2 separate regions of the Homo sapiens genome follow, and region 2 is linked to region 1. Evidence: read pairs that join two places in POLR2A ChIA-PET (ENCODE). Cell type or tissue: MCF 10A. All regions are shown on one strand. Links, peaks and the distances in the headings refer to the core of each region. The heading gives the core; the rest is flanking DNA.

The links. ChIA-PET counts read pairs that join two places held together with the same protein. Peaks named below come from ENCODE experiments on the same cell type or tissue, not always from the same donor. Only the 100,000 strongest peaks of a DNase experiment are listed, where the experiment ranks them.
Region 2: POLR2A ChIA-PET joins it to region 1 with 5 read pairs; 3 of 35 experiments call an interaction of 5 or more read pairs at or near these places.

Annotation. Positions count from the first base shown.
Region 1 is chr4:139,945,735-139,948,660 of GRCh38, reverse strand. All of the region lies in intron 1 of MAML3 (mastermind like transcriptional coactivator 3), which reads left to right. Among named protein-coding and RNA genes, the nearest start is that of MAML3-AS1, 180 kb to the left of the region's middle. In MCF 10A, for the core only: no CTCF peak of the experiment used is centred there; a DNase peak (open chromatin) is centred at 1,620.
Region 2 is chr4:139,805,593-139,808,518 of GRCh38, reverse strand. All of the region lies in intron 2 of MAML3 (mastermind like transcriptional coactivator 3), which reads left to right. Among named protein-coding and RNA genes, the nearest start is that of MGST2, 140 kb to the right of the region's middle. In MCF 10A, for the core only: no CTCF peak of the experiment used is centred there; no DNase peak of the experiment used is centred there.

The DNA.
Region 1 (2,926 bases), core at 124-2,623:
TAGATTACACTTTGGAGCTTTGCTATAATTCAGTCCATGTTTGAGACCATTTCTAGTGTCATCCTTTAGGGAATTCGGTTCATAATCCTCTTACATGAATTGAAACCAAGATGGAGCCTCCTTACATCAAATTCTGCACTGTAGTTAATAGTGTCATGGAGAATTTCCAGAGTATTAATAATGAGCTAATACACCTATGAATGTTAAATGTCTTGGAAGCAGTTTCCTGATGAGAAAATAGCAGATGTGGCAATGGCCATGGTCTAATTGCCCAAGAGGCAGTTAAATATAGTTTTTAGTCCTTTTCAAAGCAGTTATTTGAAAGCTGAAATATTTTCCCTAAAGGCCCATCAACTGTTCTTAACAGTGAAATGAAGTATTTGGATAAAGCAAAAGTGCTCAGGAGTGTGTTTGCTTCCTGTAAATCTAATTTACCTTTGTAAATTGTTGGGTTTTTCCACATAGACTTTTGTTTTGTATATTTCCACGTTTGACTTTTTAGTGTAGAGTGGTAGTTTTTATTATTTATTTATTTATTTATTTATTTATTTATTTATTTTGAGATGGAGTCTCGCTCTTGTTGCCCAGACTGGCGTGCAATGGCGTGATCTTGGCCCACTGCAACCTACCCTCCCAGGTTCAAGCGATTCTCCTGCCTCAGCCTCCCGAGTAGCTGAGATTACAGGCATGCGCCCCCACACCTGGCTAATTTTGTATTTTTAGTAGAGACGGGGTTTCTCCATGTTGGTCAGGCTGGTCTCAAACTCCCAACCTCAGGTGATCCGCCCACCCCAGCATCCCAAAGTGCTGGGATTACAGGAGTGAGTCACCATGCCCAGCAAGTGGTAGCTTTTAGTGTTCTAGAAATCCTAATTGAGAATAATACTAGTTATTGTTTTGTTTTGTTTTGATTTTTGAGACGGAATCCTGCTGTCGAAACTGAGGCATAGAGAGATTAACTTGCTCCAGGATCACAGCAGGTAGCTAGATTCTAGATACACTTTACCACTAACCCCTAAATTAAAAGGTTAATTAAGCCCCATAAATTAAAATCAGCCCTCCTTTCTGCTAGGGACATGTGGGTGCTTTGCAAGGTGTGGATTGAGCTGCCCTCAGGTCTACAGTTCTTTTAATAAATAGGACAGAGTCCAATCCACCATGCTAGAAAATTGTAATTTTTGTAGCAGCATTGTTAGTGTTACATGAAACCAGACTTTCCCAGGTTCCTGGTGGCAGAGATGTGTGTATAGCTTCTCTTCCATGGACAAGTTTCATCTCTGGAGGCGATCAGGGCAGCCTGTGTAGAAGACTAAGACTTAGGAATTGGGCTGTGAATAGCTATCCATGTCCATTTAGCAAATACCACTTCGCTATTTTAAGAGCAAGAAGGAAAATGCCATTTAAATAGTGATTTAGACTTACAGGAAGGACAAGGCAAGGATAAAATCTACCGAAGATTTTAAGAAAATCTCCACCCTAAATAAAAATTGAAAGCAGTACAATTTTCATGTCTACTGTATGTGTATTTTCAGAAAGGGACTTTTTTATGCAAAGGACACACTGACATCAATGACTAATGTTAAAAAACAACAATTGGAAAGGTTGTGCAATGTGGAGATTCTTCCTCTATATTTAGAATAAAACTTTGTGTTTTTACTGTCAGGATGTGAGCTTAATTATAGCATGTTGCAAACTTTGCTTTTCTAAAGAGAGAGAGAGAGAGAGAGAGAGAGAGTGTGTGTGTGTGTGTGTGTGTGTGTGTGTGTGTGTGGCTTACTCTGCCTGGAGAAATTTGGGTGCTATTTTTGTTTTCCTTTTGAAACATCAAGGGTTGATATAAGGTAGTTTTAGAAGTGTAGTATTTCTTGACCCTCAATGAACTGATGACCTCCCTGAGGCCAGGAAGGATGTTTTATTCAGCTGTTTTAGCTTTTATATTTTATAATCATTATTTACATGAATAAAACCAAGGATGTCACCTGGGCTGTTTGGAAGGATTTCACTTTGATTTTTGTTTAAGCAATGCACAAATTATTCTTCTGGAGATAAAATTTTTTTCTGGCATGAAAACTTGCATTTAGAAAAAAATCTGTAATTATTCATTATATTATTCCCATAATTAGCAGTTATACGTTTGGTATAGTTATTTATTGACTATTCAGGAGTTACCTTTGTGCGTTTGTACATACCTGTGTGCTTAACAAAAAAAAAATTATTGCACTGAGATTATTCACATTGTCAGGCTCGTTATACAGACTGAACAGTATTTGGTTCTAGCTGTAAGTCCTTCATATCAACCATGAAAATTTGCTCAAGCCCACATTCCCTGAATCTGAGAGAATCACCCTAGATGGTTTGTGGAAATAATTAATAAACTTCATCTCACCTTCAAAAACGGCTATTATGAAACTGATGCATATATTATCTTTATCTTTAGCTTCTGAATATAAGATTTCATCACACCTTGCACACAGTAAGTTTTCCAATGTTACATATCTTGAATGATTAATGCAAAAGAAATCAAGGTGGAACTAAGATGAATTCTTTTACAAGCTCACATTTTGGGGCGATAGCGTTCACAAGGTTTGTTGGTATTTTCCATTCTGATTCTACCATCATACCATTTGGGGAAACTTAACATTTTCTCATTAGATGTCTGGTGCTAAAATAGAATGTAGTTAATCAGGACTGAGAAGGTGTGCAGTGCATACACTTATTAAGGAGCAATCCACTGGCTCCTTATTACAGCTATTAGTTCCCAGGCAACACCTTCCACCTTTTTTTGTTTGTTTCCTACAATGGCTTATTAAAAACCACTGCCTGAATAAATGCCTTCGTATGATGTACAAGGAAAGGTAGATGAAACTGCATTGGCAAAATCATGATCTGGAGGAATTAAGCATTTCAACAATTTAAATAAAATTTT
Region 2 (2,926 bases), core at 268-2,767, 140 kb after region 1:
TGGGAGTTGCTGCTGAGGCTTGGCAGTTCACTAAGGACCGAACTCTGAAAAGCCACAAAGCTATAATATCCCTTCCCCTCTGTGGCCAATAAAGCTGGTGATAATCAAATAACAGGACTTAGAAGTGGTATGGTGCCTGCAGCGGTTGGCCACAGGCCGGTGATATACACCCTTCACTTGTAGGCTGATGTGTGTTCATTGAAAATATTGAGGCCACCAGTGATGTTGGTGGGGGGCTCCCCCAGGCACACACAGTTGTTTGAAGAATGAATGGATGGATGAATGAATACATGAATGGATAGATGGATGAATGAATGATGGATAAGTTGAGCTCACTGTTATGTTATGAAAATAGCTGGAAAAGTCAGAAAAATTGGATAGCTTGTCTGACAGATGAATGCCTCATCCCTCTCCACACACTGCAAGTTATAGCTGTTCTCAGCATTGTGCCCGTGGATAGAGAAGAGAAAGTGAAGGGAAGGAAGAGCCGAATATGAATGGAGGAGTGTACCTTTCCCCACTCCACTCTTCAGTCCTGATTATAGAACAGCCCTGGCTATGAATCAGTGCTGCTGTTGAACATGCAACTTGCTAAGCTAAAATTCACTGTCATTTTGTTTTGTTTGATAAGAAAATATATCAAATTTGGAGTGTATCATGTATGGGCTATAGGCTTTGTCAAGCTAACAATTGGAGTGTATCATGTATGGGCTATTAGCTTTGTCAAGCTAATAATAAAGTCAACCTTCTTTATTTCTTTCCCAACTTATTTGACACCAGTGATCTAACTTCAAAAGGAGAGCAAACAAGGGTTGGCAAAGAACTGTGTTCCTCCCAGTGTAGCTCACGTGTAAAAGCAGTGTGTTTTCCACCACAAGGCTCTTCTGCCACTGAGGCACGGACTGTTTTAGGGTACGTGTATGCTCCCTTGAGGTATCCTATGGAGTCTGAGCTCAGGCCATCCTTGGTTTGATCTTTCTCCCATCTGCCCCACGCATAGCCTTGGATGTAATTTGTCATTCCTCTCTTGGCTACCAAGCCAGTTGTTAACAGGCCGGCATGTGTAGGTGTACTGAACCAAAGATGGCTCCTGCATATGGCTAAACAAGTGCAGGGTTTAAGGTAATTCCGAATCGAGGCTTTCAGGTATGGGTTAGTAGATTTTTGCTTTAATCTATAAGGTCCACTTAGGTTGGAGTTCTAAACTCAGACATACACACACACACACACACAAAATAATAGCGTATATGCATATGATACTTTACAGTTTGCAAAGCAGCTTTCCGAATGGCAAGTCTTGTCAGTTGTTATTTTTAAGCTGAAGAAACCAAAGTTTAGAGAACGATAAATGGCTTATTTAGGGTCATAGAGCCAACAAGTGGCAGAAACTGGAATAGAAGCCAGGTGATGACACAGCTAATTTAGTTTGCCACTGAACGTATATTGTCTCTTTAAATTATTGTGGTGAATTTTAACAAATTCCTTTTTACATAATATTTTAAGCCTAAAAAGTCTGTTTATTTTAGAAATTTAAAGAACTATGCACCTGATGTGTTTTTAAAATCATGCATAATCCTACCATTCAAGATGATCTCTCTGTATCATTTGGAAGTGATGCATACTAGTTAATTTCTATGCATATGAGACAAATATAATGTCTTGATTTAGACAGCATTAAATCCAACAGCATTTGGTTTTGTATCCTACTTTGTTCACCTATATTATTGAGGTTTTTGGTCATTTAACATTCTTTATAAAACCTGATTTTTAATGCCTGCATAATTTTCCCATAAATTATTTAAAATTTAATCTGTCACCTATTGTTGAACATTTTAGTTGTTTACCTTTTGTTGTTTACGAACATCCTTTTAAATCTATCTTCAGTGGAATTTCTGACTGTTTTCATAGTGTAGATTCTTAAAAGAGCAATTTCTGGGTTGGAAGTTATTAACTAGGATCTTGACGTGTGTTGTATAATTGGTTTCCAGAAAGATCTTATCAATTTATGCTTGCCTACTGAATGAGCTCCCTTACCACATCTTATCCAGCTTTAGGAATTGTTATTTTAATTTTTTTCCAATATAATAGTGAAAAAATATATTTTGTTCTTTTAATTTGCATTTGTATGATCATTAGTGAGACTGAACATCTGTTAAGAATTATTGGCTAAATTATATTTTTCATTCATAAACTGTCTCTATTCATGTCTGTTGCCCATTTTTCAAAAATAGGATATATATTTCTTTTTCTAAAAAACTTACATATTATAAATTTGCATTTATGCCAATATTTTGTCCTAGCTTTTAATCTGCTTGTTAATTTTTAAGGGTTTTTAATGTACAGTTTAAAAATTTATGCAATGAAAACTATTAACCTCTTCCCTTGTAACTTCTAATTATTTTATACTTAGAAAGACTTTATACCAAAATCATGAAATACTGACTTTTAAAAATGTTTTTGGAGTTCATTTTTTACATTTAATTATATGCTCTTCAGAAATGTATTTTGGTATAGTTGCAAGGTGCAAATCTAACTTCAGATATCCCCCCTTATTCTTGTCTATTTCATAATCTTTCCTTTCCCCATATTTTTAACAGATAATGAATTCTTAAGATCTCCTTCTGGACTATCATTTCTCTTGCATTGAACTATTGGTTTTTCCACCGCTCGCATAGTATTCCATTATTCTGGTTTTACAGTAGGTTCTAACATCTCATATTGCCTTCTTTAGCTTCCTTAGCTTCTCCTCCCAGTTTATTTTTCCAGAATAACTATAAAAAATTTATTAAATTCCTAAATGAATCCCTCTGCAATGCTGATTTGAATTATATTAAATCTATAGAATGGTCTGGGAAGAGTTGACTTCTTCACAATATGCAGTCTCTTCATTCAGGAATAAGAACTATATCTCCATTCACTCAAGTCT